2 separate regions of the Homo sapiens genome follow, and region 2 is linked to region 1. The links are chromatin loops, found by intact Hi-C in ENCODE. Cell type or tissue: heart left ventricle. All regions are shown on one strand. Links, peaks and the distances in the headings refer to the core of each region. The heading gives the core; the rest is flanking DNA. Region 1 overlaps MFSD6 (major facilitator superfamily domain containing 6). Region 2 overlaps MFSD6 (major facilitator superfamily domain containing 6).

Region 1 (9,368 bases), core at 1,948-5,947:
GTTTGGAGTTCAAGACCAGCCTGGCCAACATAGTGAAACCCCATCTCTACTAAAAATACAAAAATTAGCCGGGCCTGGTAGCATGCACCTGTAATCTCAGCTACTTGGGAGGCTGAGGCAGAAGAATCGCTTGAATCCGGGAGGCGGTGGTTACAGCAAACCAAGATCATGCCATTGCAAAAAACAAACAAAAAAACTCGGAAGTTTATTTCTTCACAGTTCTGGAGGCAAAAAGTCCGAGATCAATTGTCCGTAGGGTTGGTTACTTCCAAGGGCCTCTCTCTTTGGCTTAGGTTTTCTTCCAGAGTTTTTATTTCTTCCCTTGTGCCTGCTTGTGTCCTAATCTCTTGGAAAAACACCAGTTATATTGGATTAGGACCTATCCATATGACATCATTTTACCTAATTACCTCTTCTAAGGCTATATTTCCAAATACAATCACATTTTGAGGTACTGGGGGTCAGAACTTAAGACTTCAGCACATGAACTGGGGGAACACATGGTTCAGTCATAACAGTGCATACTATGGCAGTTTAAATATCCTATTCTGATACTGAAGTACTTTTCAGTGACTATTCAGTAAATATACGTGTACTTCTTTGCCTTTTCATAGATCCAAATGCTGTCTTTCTTTCTGCTCACAATTTTACCCTTGCTGATTTCTTGAAGCCACTGGCTTCCTCAAAATGGTTGGTGAGGAAGGAATGCGAATGCTCTTGTCTTTTGGAATTCTGGGATAAAAGTTTTGTCAGAAACCAAAGAGTATTTACTTGGATACTTTTCCTTAAGATGATGATGATGATGATGAATCATTTATTGAGTGCTTATTTTGGGCAAGTCATTGTGTCGTCATTTTCACAACAAACCTACAGAATACATGTTTTTATCCCCACTTGATATATGAGGAAACTGAGGCTCAGAGAGATGAAATAACCTTGACCTGGATACTTCTTATTTTGTGTTTTCTTTTTTAGGGTACCTGTTTGCTCCTAAAGGACTATCAATTGTGAAAGTAGAAATGTGGGAAAGAAGGGAAGGCTATATCAAATTCATAGCCACTCAGCTTGTTGATGGCAATCTGAGACCTAAGGGTCCCAGAAGTTGTGAACCGGTCACTCCAGTGACTGAATTCCATCTGGGAAGAGGTTTGAAGGCAAAGCACAATCTACCTCCTAAACTGGATCAATTGACACTGGGTTATTTTAAGCCAGGAGTTTTGGACTATGGCCTGGATTGAATTACAGTTGTCATGGCAACCCTGATTCAGAGGTGGGCTCAAAAGACAGCTTCAGGATAGACAATTTGTGAACACTAGGAAAGTGGATTACCAACATTGTTTTATGATGGGATTATATTACAGTATTACTGGGGACAGCTTGGAATGAGTTAGACCACTGGTTCTCCACCCTGGCTCAGTAAGAGAACAACCTGGGGAACTTTCAAAATGCCTGGGTTTCAACCATAGAGATCTTTATTGAGATAGGTGTGGGCCTCGGCATCTGTAGTTGTAAACAGTTACCATGGTAAATCTGATGTCCAGCCAAGGTTAAGAATTAAGGAGCTGGCTCATGCCTGTAATTCCAGCATTTTGGGAGGCCGAGGTGGGCGGACTACCTGAGGTCAGGAGTTTGAGACCAGCCTGGCCAACATGGCAAAACCTCGTCTCTACTAAAAATACAAAAATTAGCCAGGCATGGTGGCACATTCCTGTAATCCCAGCTAGTCAGGAGGCTGAGGCGGGAGAATTGCTTGAACCTGGGAGGCGGAGGTTTCAGTGAGCCGAGATCGTGCCACTGCTCTCTAGCCTCGGCAACAGAGCGAGACTCTGTCTCAAAAAAAGAAAAAGAATTAAGGAGCGAGGCCAGGTCAGTGGCAAGCTGTGGCTCACTGACCAAATCTGGCCTGCTGCCTGTTTTTATATGGCCCGTGAACTAAGAATAATAGTTTCTACATGTTTAAATGGTTGAAAAAAAACACAAGAAGAATAAGATTTTGTGACACATGAAAATTATTTTATGAAGTTTGCATTTCAGTGTTCATAATTCAGCTCTTGTTGGAACATGGCCATGCTCATTCATTTACATATTGCCTGTGGCTGCTTTCATGCTACAGCAGCAGAGCTGAGGAGCTGCAACAGAGACCATGTAGCTCGTGAAGCCTAAACTGTTTAATGTGTGGTCCTTTATAGAAAAGTGTTTGCTGACCCCTGAGTTAGGGTAAAGAGAGGCCACCCACAGGGCTGGCTTAGAATTTGTAAAAGGAGGCACAGGTTTGTTTAACTTGTGTGTTCATGTAGTATATTTTGCATTTTAATTTCCTGTGGCTTTTTTTTTCCCTAGCAGAGGGAAACTGATGAATCTGTAGCAAGTTTGTTCAATAAAAGTTTCATTAAGGCAGATTGAAACGTACTTTTCTCCTCCAAACACACAAGTACAAAGAACATAATGTCCATAGAACAAGATGACCCAGACTTTTTGTAATACTTCACTGAGAATCTGCTAAATCCCTCTAATATCTGTTGCCTATTTCATCCACACCCTTCAACTTTTTCTTTTTTGTCTTTTCTTCATCTTTCTTTTCCATATGTGAGATTAGTGATAGCTGGGTGTCTGAGAGCATTTCCCTTTGTTGATTCAGTGTTGGGAAAAAGGGAACAGTGTTTATAGGAATGAATTTTTTTTTTTTTTTTTGAGACAGGGTCTTGCTCTGTTTGCCAGGCTGGAGTGCAGTGGTGGGATTATGGCTCAGGGCAGCCTAGACCTCCCAGGCTCAAGCAGTCCTCCTACCTCAGCCTCCCAAGTAGCTGGGACTATAGGTGTGTGCCACCAAGCCTGGCTAATTTTTTTTTTTTTTTTTTTGGTAGAGACAGGTTCTCACTATGTTGCCCAGGCTGGTCTTGAACTCTTGGGCGCAAGTGATCCTCCTGCCTCAGCCTCCCAGGGTGCTCAGATTACAGGCATGAGTCAATACACTCAGTCAGGAATGATTTTAACATAAAAAGCAAGATTAGGAAAATACCACTGATTATCGTGTTGGTTTATTTCTTTTACCTTTTACTTTTCATCAAATTGGATTCAGAAAACAGAGCATTAAGGTTAGGAAAATTAACAGAAAATAGAAAACAAGGGAGAAAGATAAATCCCTACCATTAGGGTGTATTTTGTGCAGAGAAGTAGCCACTCTTTGCTTCCAAACCAGCCCATCCAGTTCAGAACGAGAGACTGAAACCTTATGCTTGGGTGCACCACTTCAGGCCTTTGCTTATTTTCTTTCTACTTATACTTTTGGCAGCGGTAATGGTGGGGGTGAGAGAATGCAAGAGGTTGGTGTATATTTATTAGTTTTGTAAACATATGATACCATGAATTTTTTAAAAGATGAACATGTATCCATTGAACTGATAGGAGAAACTATTTGATTTCCAAATAGTTTATAGTAGTTAGTGAATGATAGTTTTCAATGACCTTCAGAGTCTCCTTGTGAAACTGCTTGGTATCTTGGGTATTATGAGCAAGGCCACATTCGTGTTTACATATTCTCATTTTTATCCTTCCTTCCCCCATTGTAGTGAAGTGGTTACAATCCCAGGCATAGTTCTCCTACAGCCACCTGGAAGGAAGCCAGTAATGTCATTACTGATGGCAGTGCGCCCAGACTATCTTAAAAAAGCATCATCTCTGCTACAAATTAAGTTTCAGGAAGGGTGATGTTCACTTTTATATTAACAAGCATTTTGAAAAGGCTGAGGGCAGATATGTTAGAAGCCATCTTCTTATTCCTAAATTCATGCTTAAATGTAATTGTCCTTCAGTTTTCCCACTCCTGAGTTTGGAGTCTGCTGGATGATGGGTGGTTTGGGGAAGGAAAAGGTAGGTAATATTTGCATGTTTTGTACACATATTAGATTGTATATTAGGGACTCAGTTTATTTTCCTTTGCTTTTTTTTATTTTATTTTTATTTTTTATTTTTTTTTAGGGTTCTGTACATTGGCCTGGCCTGCAATACGGCTCGCTATATTTATATTTCCTACCTGGAGAATGCCTGGACTGTTCTCCCCATGGAAGTTCTTCAAGGTAAGTTAACAGCTGGGATTGAAATTATTTCTCTGCCTTCCCTGAGCTGTGGCTAAAAGCCCAGTGGCCTTCAGCATCTGATTCTATAAAGGAAGGGCAGGCCTACTGTTTCATGTGATTTTGAAGTGGTTGTTAAGGAAGAGATGACATCAGGAGGGATGGTTCCTTGGTTACCTGAGTGCTGCTTTGTGTTGAGCCAAACAAAGCTGGACTTGATCCACACCCTTGTGATTAAACAAAGGAAGAGGAACTCTAGAATAAACTCCTGTGCACAACTATTAGACATGGACATCCAAGGGTGGTTTTAAGATATAAAAATATTTATCTTTTAAAGTTTTTGGTGTTTTTAGTTTTGTAGGTTAACTATAGTTACTGAAAAAAAGATTGTTGTCATAATTATTTTATCTCTTCAGTTATTTTTATCACATCTGGTGACTTATAACTAAAGTTTTATAGCCACACCGTTGTTTTTCCATGAACTTTAAAAAATCTCTGCTCAAATGTCCTGCCCTGAGTTCTCTTTGCTTCAGTGTACTGTCTCCCATCAAGACACAACTGAAAAAGTTTCTAGAAGGCTCTTGTCATGTAGCTGAAGAGTGCTGAAAAAATGGATTACTATTCAAAGCTCATTGCCATGTTAGCTCATATAGTACTGACCACATCCTGAAAAGTCCTGATTGGCATCATGATTAAAATAAAGGTTCAGGACAAGATCGCTGGAGTTGAGTGACGGTCCAGGCTACTAAATCATTAATTGCACTAAACAGTCTGTGATTTGATTATATACGATTTCATTAGCTTTATAGATTGCCATTATCATTTTCCCTTACCCTAAGGAGACAAATGCGGTGTAATCAATGTGATTAATTGTCATGATGAAAGATTGAGAATTTCAGTCTTTTAAAATGAAAGATTCATAATTATACATCTAAACAGAATGTACAAAATGCCAGCTCATTCATCAAATTCATCATAGCAATGAAAAAAGAACTTATCCTAATTGAAAGGAGATATAATTTATATTCACATTATAATTATAAAATTCAAGTATATATATATATACTTTAAGATGCTTTTCTCAGATTTGATGCAATGGTGTAGCTAGTAAAAGGAGATTCTGTTTACAAATATATAGAAAATGGAAACTTGGTCTTTAATAATAAGAAATTATTGTTTCTAATAATTAGAACTCTGGAAGGGTCTTGAGGGGAGGCACACATCTCAGTTTTGTGTCATTTAAGAATAACAGGAGGGTGGAGCCAAGATGGCCGAATAGGAACAGCTCCAGTCTACAGGTCTCAGCGTAAGTGACACAGAAGACTACTGATTTCTGCATTTCCAACTGAGGTACCGGGTTCATCTCACTGGGGATTGTCAGGCAGTGGGTGCAGGATAGTGGGTGCAGCGCGGTGAGCGTGAGCTGAAGCAGGGCGAGGCATCACCTCACCCAGGAAGCACAAGGGGTCAGGGAATTCCCTTTCCTAGCCGAGGAAAGGGGTGAGAGATGGCACCTGGAAAATTGGGTCACTCCCACCCTAATACTGTGCTTTTCCAACAGTCTTAGCAAACGGCACACTAGGAGATTATATCCCGCACCTGGCTTGGAGGGTCCTACGCCCACGGAGCCTCCCTCATTGCTAGCACAGCAGTCTGAGATCAAACTGCAAGGCGGCAGTGAGGCTGGGGGAGGGGCACCCGCCATTGCTGAGGCTTGAGTAGGTAAACAAAGCAGCGGCTGGGAAGCTTGAACTGGGTGGAGCCCACCACAGCTCAAGGAGGCCTGCCTGCCTCAGTAAACTCCACCTCTGGGGGCAGAGCATAGCCAAACAAAAGGCAGCAGAAACCTCTGCAGACTTAAATGTCCCTGTCTGACAGCTTTGAAGACAGTAGTTCTCCCAGGACGCAGCTTGAGATCTGAGAACAGACAGACTGCCTCCTCAAGTGGGTCCCTGACCCGCAAGTAGCCTAACTGGGAGGCACCCCCCAGTAGGGGCAGACTGATAACTCATACGGCCGGGTACCCCTCTGAGACAAAACTTCCAGAGGAACGATCAGGCAGCAATATTTGCTGTTCACCAATATCCGCTGTTCTGCAGCTTTCACTGCTGATACCCAGGCAAACAGGGTCTGGAGTGGACCTCCAGCAAACTCCAACAGACCTGCAGCTGAGGCTCCTGACTGTTAGAAGGAAAACTAACAAACAGAAAGGATATCCACACCAAAACCCCATCTGTACGTCACCATCATCAAAGACCAAAGGTAGTTAAAACCACAAAGATGGGGAAAAAACAGAGCAGAAAAACTGAAAATTCTAAAAATCAGAGCACCTCTCCTCCTCCAAAGAAACGCAGCTCCTCACTAGCAATGGAACAAAGCTGGACAGAGAATGACTTTGATGAGTTGAGAGAAGGCTTCAGACGATCAAACTACTCCGAGCTAAAGGAAGAAGTTCAAACCCATGGCAAAGAAGTTAAAAACCTTGAAAAAAGATTAGATGAATGGCTAACTACAATAACCAATGCAGAGAAGTCCTTAAAGGACCTGATGGAGCTGAAAACCACGGCACGAGAAATAGGTGACAAATGCACAAGCCTTAGTAGCTGATTTGATCATCTGGAAGAAAGGGTATCAGTGATGGAAGATCAAATGAATGAAATGAAGTGAGAAAAGAAGTTTAGAGAAAAAAGAATAAAAAGAAACGAACAAAGCCTCCAAGAAATATGGGAGTATGTGAAAAGACCAAATCTACATCTGATTGGTGTACCTGAAAGTGACAGGGAGAATGGAACCAAGTTGGAAAACACTCTGCAGGATATTATCCAGGAGAACTTCCCCAATCTAGCAAGGCAGGCCAACATTCAAATTCAGGAAATATAGAGAAGCCACAAAGATACTCCTCGAGAAGAGCAACTCCAAGACACATAATTGTCAGATTCACCAAAGTTGAAATGAAGGAAAAAATGTTAAGGGCAGCCAGAGAGAAAGGTCGGGTTACCCACAAAGGGAAGCCCATCAGATTAACAGGTGATCTCTGGGCAGAAACTCTACAAGCCAGAAGAGAGTGGGGGCCAATATTCAACATTCTTAAAGGAAAGAATTTTCAACCCAGAATTTCATATCCAGCCAAACTAAGCTTTATAAGTGAAGGAGAAATAAAATACTTTACAGACAAGCAAATGCTGAGAGATTTTGTCACCACCAGACCTGCCCTAAAAGAGCTCCTGAAGGAAGCACTAAACATGGAAAGGAACAACCGGTACCAGCTACTGCAAAAACATGCCAAATTGTAAAGACCATCGAGGCTAGGAAGAAACTGCATCAACCAACAAGCAAAATCACCAGCTAACATCATAATGACAGGATCAAATTCACACATAACAATATTAACCTTAAATATAAATGGGCTAAATGCTCCAATTAAAAGACACAGACTGGCAAATTGGATAAAGAGTCAAAACCCATCAGTGTGCTGTATTCAGGAAACCCATCTCACGTGCAGAAACACACATAGGCTCAAAATAAAGGGATGGAGGAAGATCTACCAAGCAAATGGAAAACAAAAAAAGGCAGGGGTTGCAATCCTGGTCTCTGATAAAACAAACATCAGAAGAGACAAAGAAGGCCATTACATAATGGTAAAGGGATCAATTCAACAAGAAGAGCTAACTATCCTAAATATATATGCACCCAATACAGGAGCACCCAGATTCATAAAGCAAGTCCTTAGAGACCTACAAAGAGACTTAGACTCCCACACAATAATAATTGGAGACTTTAACACCCCACTGTCAACATTAGACAGATCAACGAGACAGAAAGTCAGTAAGGATATCCAGGAATTGAACTCAGCTTTCCTGAGTGGACCTAATAGACATCTACAGAACTCTCCACCCCAAATCAACAGAATATACATTCTTTTCAGCACCACACCTATTCCAAAATTGACCACATAGTTGGAAGTAAAGCACTCCTCAGCAAATGTAAAAGAACAGAAATTATAACAAACTGTCTCTCAGACCACAGTGCAATCAAACTAGAACTCAGGATTAAGAAACTCACTCAAAACTGCTCAAGTACATGGAAACTGAACAACCTACTCCTGAATGACTACTGGGTACATAAGGAAATGAAGGCAGAAATAAAGATGCTCTTTGAAACCAACGAGAACAAAGACACAATGTACCAGAATCTCTGGGACACAGTCAAAGCAGTGTGTAGAGGGAAATTTATAGCACTAAATGCCCACAAGAGAAAGCAGGAAAGATCCAAAATTGACGCCCTAACATCACAATTAAAAGAACTAGAGAAGCAAGAGCAAACACATTCAAAAGCTAGCAGAAGGCAAGAAATAACTAAGATCAGAGCAGAACTGAAGGAAATAGAGACACAAAAAACCCTTCAAAAAATCAATGAATCCAGGAGCTGGTTTTTTGAAAAGATCAACAAAATTGATAGACCGCTAGCAAGACTAATAAAGAAGAAAAGATTAAAGAATCAAATAGACGCAATAAAAAATGATAAAGGGGATATCACCACCGATCCCACAGAAATACAAACTACCATCAGAGAATACTATAAACACCTCTATGCAAATAAACTAGAAAATCTAGAAGAAATGGATAAATTCCTTGACACAAACAACCTCCCAAGACTAAACCAGGAAGAAGTTGAATCTCTGAATAGACCAATAAAAGGCTCTGAAATTGAGGCAATAATTAATAGCTTACCAACCAAAAAAAGTCCAGGACCAGATGGATTCACAGCTGAATTCGACCAGAGGTACAAGGAGGAGCTGGTACCATTCCTTCTGAAACTATTCCAATCAAGAGAAAAAGAGGGAATCCTCCCTAACTCATTTTATGAGGCCAGCATCATCCTGATACCAAAGCCTGGCACAGACACAACCAAAAAAGAGAATTTTAGACCAATATTCCTGATGAAGATAGATGCAAAAATCCTCAATAAAATACTGGCAAACCGAATCCAGCAGCACATCAAAAAGCTTATCCACCATGATCAAGTGGGCTTCATCCCTGGGATGCAAGGCTGGTTCAACATATGCAAATCAATAAATGTAATCCAGCATATAAACAGAACCAAAGACAAAAATCACATGATTATCTCAATAGATGCAGAAAAGCCTTTGCAAAATTCAACAACCCTTCATGCTAAAAACTCTCAATAAATTAGGTATTGATGGGACATATCTCAAAATAATAAGAGCTATCTATGACAAACCCACAGCCAATATCATACTGAATGGGCAAAAACTGGAAGCATTCCCTTTGAAAA
Region 2 (9,368 bases), core at 3,091-7,090, 54 kb before region 1:
GCATTTTTTTGGGTACTTATTATGTTCAAGACACCATTGTAAACATTTAGTATCTCAATCTCTGTAAGATAAATCTTTCCCCTAGTTCTGTGCATGACAAAAAGGAAGCTCAGAAGGGTTAAGCAACTTACACAAACCACATAATCAGTAAGAGGTAGAGTTAAATTTGACCTCATGTTTCTGGCTCCAAAGCCCAGGAAATTTCCACATGGTGTCCCTCCCTAATCAGAACCTATTAAGTCTCTCCACCTACGCAGATGTCTTCCTTAGCTTCGTGCCTTTGAAAATTAACTTGATTTCAATGTACATGTATTACTTATGTTAACATTTAGCCATGTAGGATAATTTATATATTTATTACGTATGTATATTAATGTGTGTATGTTTACCCTTTTGTCCTCACCAGTTGTAGATTGAAGGCAGTATGAAGCTGACAGGTTTCTTTGTTTTACTTCCTTTGACAGCAAATCTTAATTTGGCAATCTCATTATAGGGAAAGGAAGAAATGCAAAAAATGTGTGTCTGCTAGCTATTTTGCACATTGGCTGAAAAATCAAGATGCTGTATATTAAATGAAAAAAATGGCTGGGCAAGGTGGCTCATGCCTGTAATCCCAGCACTTTGGGAGGCCGAGGCAGGTGGATCACGAAGTCAGGAGTTCAAGACCAGCCTGGCCAAGATGGTGAAATCCCACCTGTAATAAAAATACAAAAATTAGCTGAGCGTGGTGGCGGGCGCCTGGAATCCCAGCTACTCAGGGGGCTGAGGTAGAGAATTGCTTGAATCCGGGAGGTGGAGGTTGCAGTGAGCCGAGATCGCGCCACTGCACTCCAGCCTGGGCAACAGAGCGAGACTCTATCTCAAAAAAAAGAAAAAAAAAAACTAGCTTCAGAAGAAATTTATATACATTTGTTTAAACCTGCATACAGGCACACATACGCCTTTTTGTCCCCAAACTGTTGACAGTAGTTTTTTTTTTTTTTTTTCAGACAGAGTCTCGCTCTGTCACCAGGCTGGAGTGCAGTGGCTCGATCTCGGCCTACTGCAACCTCTGCCTCCTGGGTTCAAACTATTCTCCTGCCTCAGCCTCCCGAGTAGCTGGGATTACAGGCACATGCCACCAGGCTCAGCTAATTTTTATTTTTTTAGTAGAGACGGGGTTTCATCATGTTGGCCAGGATGGTCTCCATCTCCTGACCTCATGATTCCCCTGCCTAGGCCTCCCAAAGTGCTGGGATTACAGGCATGAGCCACTGCGCCCAGCCGACAGTGGCTATCTTCAGGAAGTGAGACAAGATGGAGAAAAGAGGATGTTTTTGCTTTTTACCTTATAAAGTTATGTTTGGGCTTAAAATTTTGTTTTTGGAACAAGCATGTGTTCTCTTATTATATAAACTAAAAAGGAAAACAAAAGAAGACTAGAATTAATTGATTTTATAACAATCCAAAGTAAGATAAAATTGAATGTGCCTAAACTCTAATGTTAGGGAAGTGAAATGAGACTCAGGAGATCAAAGTGAAAGGTGGCATACTGAGAATTGGGGGGCAAAGGGTAAAGAGTCTCAGGTGACTGGCTTTTACTTTTTCTAATAGTAACTGTAGCATATTCTACAACTCCTCAGTTTTCCTCCTCAATAAGAATGCTTTGGAGCATACACAATTTATCTGCTTGATTAGGGGTGATAAGAATTTCTTTCTTCCTGGTCTTGCTAGTGGTGGCTGTCTTTGGAAGCATGATTGTTCTGTACAGAACAATCTGGTAGAAGGTAGGAGTTGGAGAAACCAATTTACCTGCTGTGTCATCTCATGAAATTATGGCATTCTGGATGACTTTAGGTATAATTATTTTTAGTAACAATTTAGGAGAAGCAAGTTATCATAAAGTTAAACTAATCTGATGCATATGTACTTGTTAAATACAGTCCCATAGTTCTATCCAATTCTATGTAAAATTAACTAAAACCACTGCTTAGAATCCTTAAAAATTAATACATTTCCAGACTTAGAAATCCAGAGCCATAATACATTCAGACTTTTCAGAATCAAGAAAACACATGCTTAAACTTGGTTAATTATCATTGTGGTAGTAGGTAATCTTGAGAAAGAGGGAATTGTAAAAGTATTTTACAGAAGAGATATTCTCACAATTTTAGGTATTATCCAACATTTCATTTTGGGTTCTAATTATGTTTTAGGCAGAAGGAAATCTCCATCTTTTAATTTAGGAAACTTTGTTCAATAGGTTATCTTTAAAGGCAGAAATCAAGTGCAAAGTCCTACCCTACTACAAGGCCAGTTTGGGTAAAATTTCTTCCTCAAACTCAACTAACATGGCATTTCCTTGGGCATAGCATTTTTGATTCCTGGGAAAAGCAAACAAACACATCTGATGTCAATTCTGTGTGGGGCAATGAAAACACCTTAATGCCTCCACCAAGAACATTTCCTTTGAGTTTATAATTCCTCCATGTTTAATTATCCAACATTAGCTGTCTGTTCCCATTTACTCTACTGGCATTTTGGGGGTGAGAGGGGCTTGTGTCAGCCTGATTTGTTTTCCTAAATTCTGAATGATACGTTATCCAGTACTTAGCCCCACTGCTGGATTCAGTAACATTTGCTTTGTAGCTGTTTTTGATTGCCCACATTTGGATGATATTTATTTACTGTTTTTGCAAAATGGCATTGTCTCAAGTTGGCTGGGCAACTTTTGGAATCTACCAGTCATTTGTTCAGACAAGTGATGTTTGGTGCAGGGGCCAAAACAGAAAAGCCAACCAAATAATAAATAATTACAAACGTGGAACACCTAAACCTTGAGCCTATATGTTAATATGTGTCTGCTATAGTTACTGGTTGCTATGTTATGGCTTTAAAAAGAGCACACCCTCCCAAACCCCCACCTCTACCTCAGCACCAACAAAAACTACATCCCAATGTTGTATGTATTCAAAGTAGCCTCTCCCTGCCTTGATCCATTATGATGTAAATCTAGCTGAGCCACGTGTTGATGATTATGTTGAAGAGATGTGAGTGAGAGTTCTGTATTACCTTGTGACCTGGTGGTCCTGCTGCATTTTAGGATGGGAGGGGCGGGGTAGAATGGGGGAGAATAGGGCAAAGATGGGAAGAAATTCAGACCCTTAAAAAACCATGTTCAAGAGATGTGGAAAAAAATTGAATTAAGGGGGGCAGAGATGTCTTTCTTTGACATTTGTTGTGGGGCATGTTTTAGAATGGGAGACCAATTCAGGAAACATTTGGCAAGTACAAAACAGGAAAGGCCAGCTCTGAATGACTCTGAGGAAATGTTTGGAAGCATTTTGATCTGAGACCAAGAGTGGGATGGGGGAAAGACAGGGAAAGACAGGGACACTATGAATCAGCAGTGGGCAGAGTGAGCTCTGGTGTGTGGCTTTGAGGAGGATAAAAAGGAGGAACTGGTGCTGCCTGAACAAGCCCGATGTGTGGGTTAACCGTGCCAAAGGAAAGTGAGTGGCGAGCCTGGACTGGTAGTTAGCAGTCTGTGTTGGTTATGTAGAGAGACCTTGTTCCACAGGCAGGTGCACTCCACTCTGCACGGGGCCTGCTCTCTCTGAGCTCCAATAAACCAATGTACCATGAGCCCTGCTATACTGTGGGGTGAAGAGGAGACATGGCAGTCAGGGCCCAGGATTCCAGGAGAAACTGAGCACTGGAGCAGTGGCAGGAGTGGGTCCCTGTGAGTCACGCTGGGAATTCTTAACTGTTCAGGGCACTTTTAGGGACAAAGTTAAGGTAGAACATACTTGGCCTCAAGGTACTTGGCTCAAGGTAGAGCAAAGGAGGAAGGCACCACACCAAACACATAAAGCAGAATCATACAAAGTGACATGCATGCTGCCTATGACTTTTAAGAAGTACTGTGTTCCTGGGGCCTGTCTGGGGGGTTGGGTGGCAGGGGGAGGGAGAGCATCAGGATAAATAACTAATGCATGTGGGGCTTAATACCTAGATGATGGGTTGGTAGGTGCTGCAAACCACCATGGCACACGTTTGCCTATGTAACAAACCCACATGTCCTGCACATGTGTCCTGGAACATAAAATAAAGAAGCGCTGTGTTCTTGATTAACGTGCTCCAATCCAGCAAAGGCAAGCTTCTTTAGCTATTATGGAGTGCCTTTCTTAATTCTATTTCAAAATCATGCCTGTGCAATTGTGTTTAACTAATGAACAAATATGCCCCAATTCACATTTATAAGGGAGTTTAAATAAAAGACTTTATTATGATTCTTTTGAATGAGTAAACATGACACATTTCAATTTTATTTTCTGTGTAATGAGGCTCCCTGTAAAAGGTGTGCATATCTTTTAAGAGTGTCTCAAAGTCCTTGTGACAGTCCCTTTCAATTCCGTATACTGGGAAGCACAAGGCATTAGATGAATGATCAGACCTCAATTTAATAACTCTATAATTTTTCAGGAACTCCGGGAACAAGGACATCCTAATTGTCACTCAAATGTTTTATATTTAAAATAATTCCTTTTTAAATATGTATTTTTAAAGTGATAAATAATGATTTTTTAAAAATCCAGCCAAGTATAAGAAAAAAATTAAATAAGTCCTAATTTTACTACTCAGAGATAATCCCTGATAACACTTTGGTGTCATTTTTATCGAGTCTTTTTCTAAAATACATTTTATTTGAGCTACATAGATTTACAAATATAAACTGTACTATATCGAGAGGTTTGTGTCCTGCTCTTTCATTTAACATGATGCATTTTACCATGTAGTTAAGTTCTATTTTCCCATGATATGGATATAAGATTTTATTTTTCTCTATAGCTTATTTACCTATTTTCACCATAACTTATTTAACTGTCCTTATTATTGATCACTTACTTTGTTTCAGTTGTGATTGTTGTGAAAAGTGTTGCAATAAAAATCTTTACATTTAAGTCTTTGCTTTTCAGAAAGTTTATGTTTTTACTCTCAGTGAATGACAATGCCTGTCAATTCTCATACTCACCAGCATTGAATATTTCCATTTTAAAAATTATTGGTATGGTATGTATGTTAAAGTATCTATCTTTTTTATTTTTATTTATTTACAGACAGGATCTCTCTCAGTTACCCAGGCCGGAGTGCAGTGGCGTGATCCTAGCTCACTGCAGCCTTGAACCCCTGGGCTCAAGTGATTCTCCTGCCTTGGCCTCCTGAATAGCTAGAACTACAGGTATGAACCACCATGCCTGACTCATTAAAAAAAAATTGTAGACATGGGATCTTGCTTTGTTGCCCATGCTGGTCTTAAACTCCTGGCTTCAAGTGATCCTCCCGCCTCTGTCTCCCAAAGTGCTGGGATTACGGATGTGAGCCACTGTGCTCAGCCACTTTTTTATTTTATGGGCTAAGTAATAAACCTTTTTCTGAAACTAATTATATCATTAGAATTGATAGCTTATGGTAATTCTCAAGTTATCAGAACCCTAACAGCAAAATAAAACAATTTTAGATTACATATATGGGAAGGTACTAAGGATATAAATTATTCTTTTAGACTATAGCACATTTAGGGGATGTAAGTAAAAATAACTGATGATAGTCCAGGGCTATAGGAAAATGTATTATAAACCTTGAGATCTATATTCTGGTCTCAATTGTAAACTCATAAAAGGTCTGAGAAAGAAGCACCCATACATTTCTGTTTAAACTGCCTTGTCTCGTGTATAGATTGTGCTTTATTTAACCCTCTTAACTTCCTCAGTGTCTAATAGTGTTAGAATAGCTCTGTAATGTGAACTGTTACTTTTTCCTCCCGCTGGGCTTGTTCTAAGACAGGAAGCTTATTTGAAAGGTAGAAGGAAATGAAGTTCTGGGGCCTGCTTCAAATTTATATTATAAATTATGCTATATTGGCACAATATTTAATCAGGAGTCTAAAACTAATAAGTAGGAATCTGCTTCATGATGGCTGATAAGGTCTGAGGAACCTAAATTATAAATTTTTAATTGACATTTGATTATTTTCTTCCACAAAGTGAAAGTGAAAATCTAGTTGGTCTTTATTACTAAAGTCATCTTTATGGTTATAAGCTATTTCCTCCAACCCTTAAGAGATCAAAATAATTTGTTCCTTTTTCACCCTGTTAGCAAGTTGAAAGGAAATGTTAGAGAGGATTTCAGGTCCTTTCTTTCAGATTTATGATGTTACAAATATAAGTAAAATGTTTCTACAGAATATTTTATTTTAAGTGAATAGTTATTTCTTTCCTGGAGATAATGAATTATCATTCCAGTCCATATTACAATAGTGTGTTCTCCAGTGAACCAGTGCCTCACAGGCCCCCATCAGGCTGTAGACATGAAAACAGACATGAACATAAATTCATGAGCACAGATGGATGAAATACTAGCCTAGTTCAAGGGTGGTGCCAAATAATTCTGGGAAAAGTGCTTTTGGCATAATTGCAAAATAAGACCCAGAGTTTTAATGAAATATCTGGAATAAAACTACAACTACCAGCAACACCAAATGTTCATATGTTGCTTTTAGATTAACAGAATGCTTTCTCATACTTTATTTCATTTAAGCTCTAGAATCCTTCTGGGAGTTAATTGACTTAAGTTTGTATGGAAAAGGAGGCTTAAAGAGGCACTGATTTATCAAAGCCAGGGGGATGCAACTGGGACTTCTTTTGACTCTACTTCCTAAAATGAATTTTTGATCACATTAAACTTTAATAAAAATTTATATGTTTATTGTCATCAGGTGCTTGTCAAAATAAACAGTATTGAGAGCTTACAGGGGTAAAGGGCAATATGTTATGTTCTAGATTCCTCCCTCGAGGGGTATACAGTCTTGTTGGGCAAACGAGATATCTGTAAAAAGATAGCAATAAAATTACCTATAAATCCTACAGTAGATGTGAGAACAATCTCTAGAAGTAGAGGAAGGAGTGAGGAAAATGTTTCAAGTGTATTCTATTTCCAGATGTTATGAAAGGTCCCATTAGATATAGTGAATTCATAAAGTACTGTTTGTTCTGAAATGATACCATCACAGGACTTCAGTACTGGATCATTAGCGGTAAGATCAGCACACCAAAATAAAAGTTCAAATGTTGGGAAATCCTTAGCAAGGTCACAGTAGCAAAACCCTGCCAATCTATTCATCCTTTAAGATTGGCTCGAGGCCCCACACCACAGACCCTCTGTGTACATCACCTGTGCTTGCTCCTGTTTGAACATTTAGCATAAGGTGTTGTGATTGTGTGTGCCCCCGTCTTCTTCTCGCCTCTGGGTGTCATGACAGGGACTGTGTGGCCTCCAGCATGTGTCCTACCTACTAGTGGGTGCTCGATCTATAGCTGTAGGGTTTTTTTGGTTGTTCAAATGAATGTCTTTTTTTCAGTATAATTCCATTGTATTTTGTGTTCTGTCGTCCCTCAGCCTGGTATTCAAGGCCCTGTGCCATCTGTTGCTGTCTGGGTGGCCTCATGTGCCCTTTAGTCTTGGGATAAATCTTTTACGGATCCTCTGCTGCCTTTTCTTTCCTCTACCCTGGAATAGTTTTCCCACTCATCTTTGCCTGTGAATCCTGCCCATCTTTCAGAGTTCAATTTAAGCCCCTCGTTTTCTTGACAACCCCTGTCTGAAGTATGGACACCCTACTTGGAACTCCAGAAGCATGCCTATTGTCCCTAATATCTTTTAGTTAATAAATTATATAGGGCTATGTGGCTTTTCTTCCATTATTATTCTGACTTTTCATTTAACCCTTTAGTGGTGTGTGTGTGTGTGTGTGTGTGTGTGTGTGTGTGTATGTGAGAGAGAGAGAGATGTGGTTTATCATTGCTTGTCAATGATAAAGCAAGTCTTTGAGGCCTAAGACCTAACTTTTGGGATCCCTGTCTCATAGCTGCACAGTGCATTGAGAGTCAGTACCTGCTAAGAGCAGCACTGCTACTCATTCCCTATGTGACTTTGGGCTGGTTATTTGCCTTCTCTGTGCCACAGTTTCCTCATTGGTAAAACTGGGAAAGGAATCATTTCCACCCCAGAGAACTGTTGTGAGTATTAAATGAGTTAATACATGCTAGGTTCATAGCAAGTGTTACTTAAGTGTTATTGTATTGTAGTTGGTAATAATATGATAGTATAATCCACTGATTCCCTGTTGAAGTGCAAATATGTTGTCAAGATGGGGCAACCAAGGTTGTGAATCAGCTTGCTTATGATCTAGCAGTCAGGTTTTACTAGGAGCCTTGGAAAGGCCCACCAAGAATGACAAGGTGGTTGGGCACAGTGGCCCACACCTGTAATTCCAGTACTTTAGGAGGCTGAGGCAAATGGATCACTTGAGCCCAGGAGTTCAAGACCAGCCTGGGCAACATAGTGAGACCCTGTCTCTGCAAACAACTGAAAAGAATAGCTGAAAGTGGTGGTGTGTGCCTGTAGTCCCAGCTACTTGGGAGGTTGAGGTGGGAGGATCACTTGAGCCCAGGAGGTCAAGGCTGCAGTGAGCTGTGATTGTGCCACTGCGCTCCAGCCTGGGTGGCAGAAGGAGCCCCTATCTAAAAAAACAAAACAAAACAAAAGAATGACAAGGGTGCCAGGTTCTAGTTTCTGGGAGGAGTTTCAATCCCAGTGGAATGCTGCTAGTAGCAGCTCTGGGGAGCTAGTAGCAGCTCTGGGGAGCCCGTGGGCAGTGCTGAGTGCCTGGAGGGCTCAGGCTGGAAACTGGGCTGACAGGACTGAGACCAGTTTTGTTTCTTTCATCATTTGGCTTTGCCATAAAGGAACCATGTCACAATACCCTGAAAGGAAGAGGAAGATTCCAAAATAGTCATTCATCTTTGCACAGATCAGTGCCCTTGTAGCCTGTGTGACTGTTATAAAACTAACCTTATATATTTTTTTCATGACATTGGCTAAATGTCTAGCAGATGCTAAAGCAATCCTGATGGAAAAAAAAAATCTATGGGAATTGACCTCGCACACTGTGTCTCTGGAAAAAGCTCTATCCTGGAAGAAGCTGGGGGTTGAACTGAATGTTTGAGTGCGGTGTGTGAATACCTAGATTCTAACGCTCTTTTACAGTAGTTTCCCTGTGTCTATACTGGTCATAATTGCAGCAGTATGTTAGAGTCCAGCTCTGGGACTCACATTTCCCAAAGCCATTGAGAATGTTGGCCAATAACAGTTGACAAGACAGAGCTGGCTGCAAGGGTTTGAAAAGTTGATTTCCCTGCTTCGCAGCTTCAGCCCTCATCACTAGGCAACACTGAGTTATGATGGCCATGGCACAAGGAAGAGTGTCCCTTCTGTGGTATCCAGGGACTATTTCCTCTCCATCACTGATAATTATGTCACTGCTATGT

The links. Peaks named below come from ENCODE experiments on the same cell type or tissue, not always from the same donor. Only the 100,000 strongest peaks of a DNase experiment are listed, where the experiment ranks them.
Region 2: it touches region 1 in a loop (2.0-fold over the local background); 35 of 110 quality-filtered maps call a loop at or near these places.

The regions. Positions count from the first base shown.
Region 1 is chr2:190,465,780-190,475,147 of GRCh38, forward strand. It overlaps MFSD6 (major facilitator superfamily domain containing 6), which reads left to right. Exons shown (of 8, transcript NM_017694.4): 4 at 3,979-4,076. It also overlaps a transcript of NEMP2 not described here. Among named protein-coding and RNA genes, the nearest start is that of MFSD6, 62 kb to the left of the region's middle. In heart left ventricle, for the core only: no CTCF peak of the experiment used is centred there; a DNase peak (open chromatin) is centred at 3,622; H3K4me3 peaks cover 308 bases; H3K27ac peaks cover 3,303 bases.
Region 2 is chr2:190,410,193-190,419,560 of GRCh38, forward strand. MFSD6 (major facilitator superfamily domain containing 6) reads left to right here. Exons shown (of 8, transcript NM_017694.4): 2 at 5,100-5,221. Among named protein-coding and RNA genes, the nearest start is that of MFSD6, 6.5 kb to the left of the region's middle. In heart left ventricle, for the core only: no CTCF peak of the experiment used is centred there; no DNase peak of the experiment used is centred there; H3K27ac peaks cover 478 bases.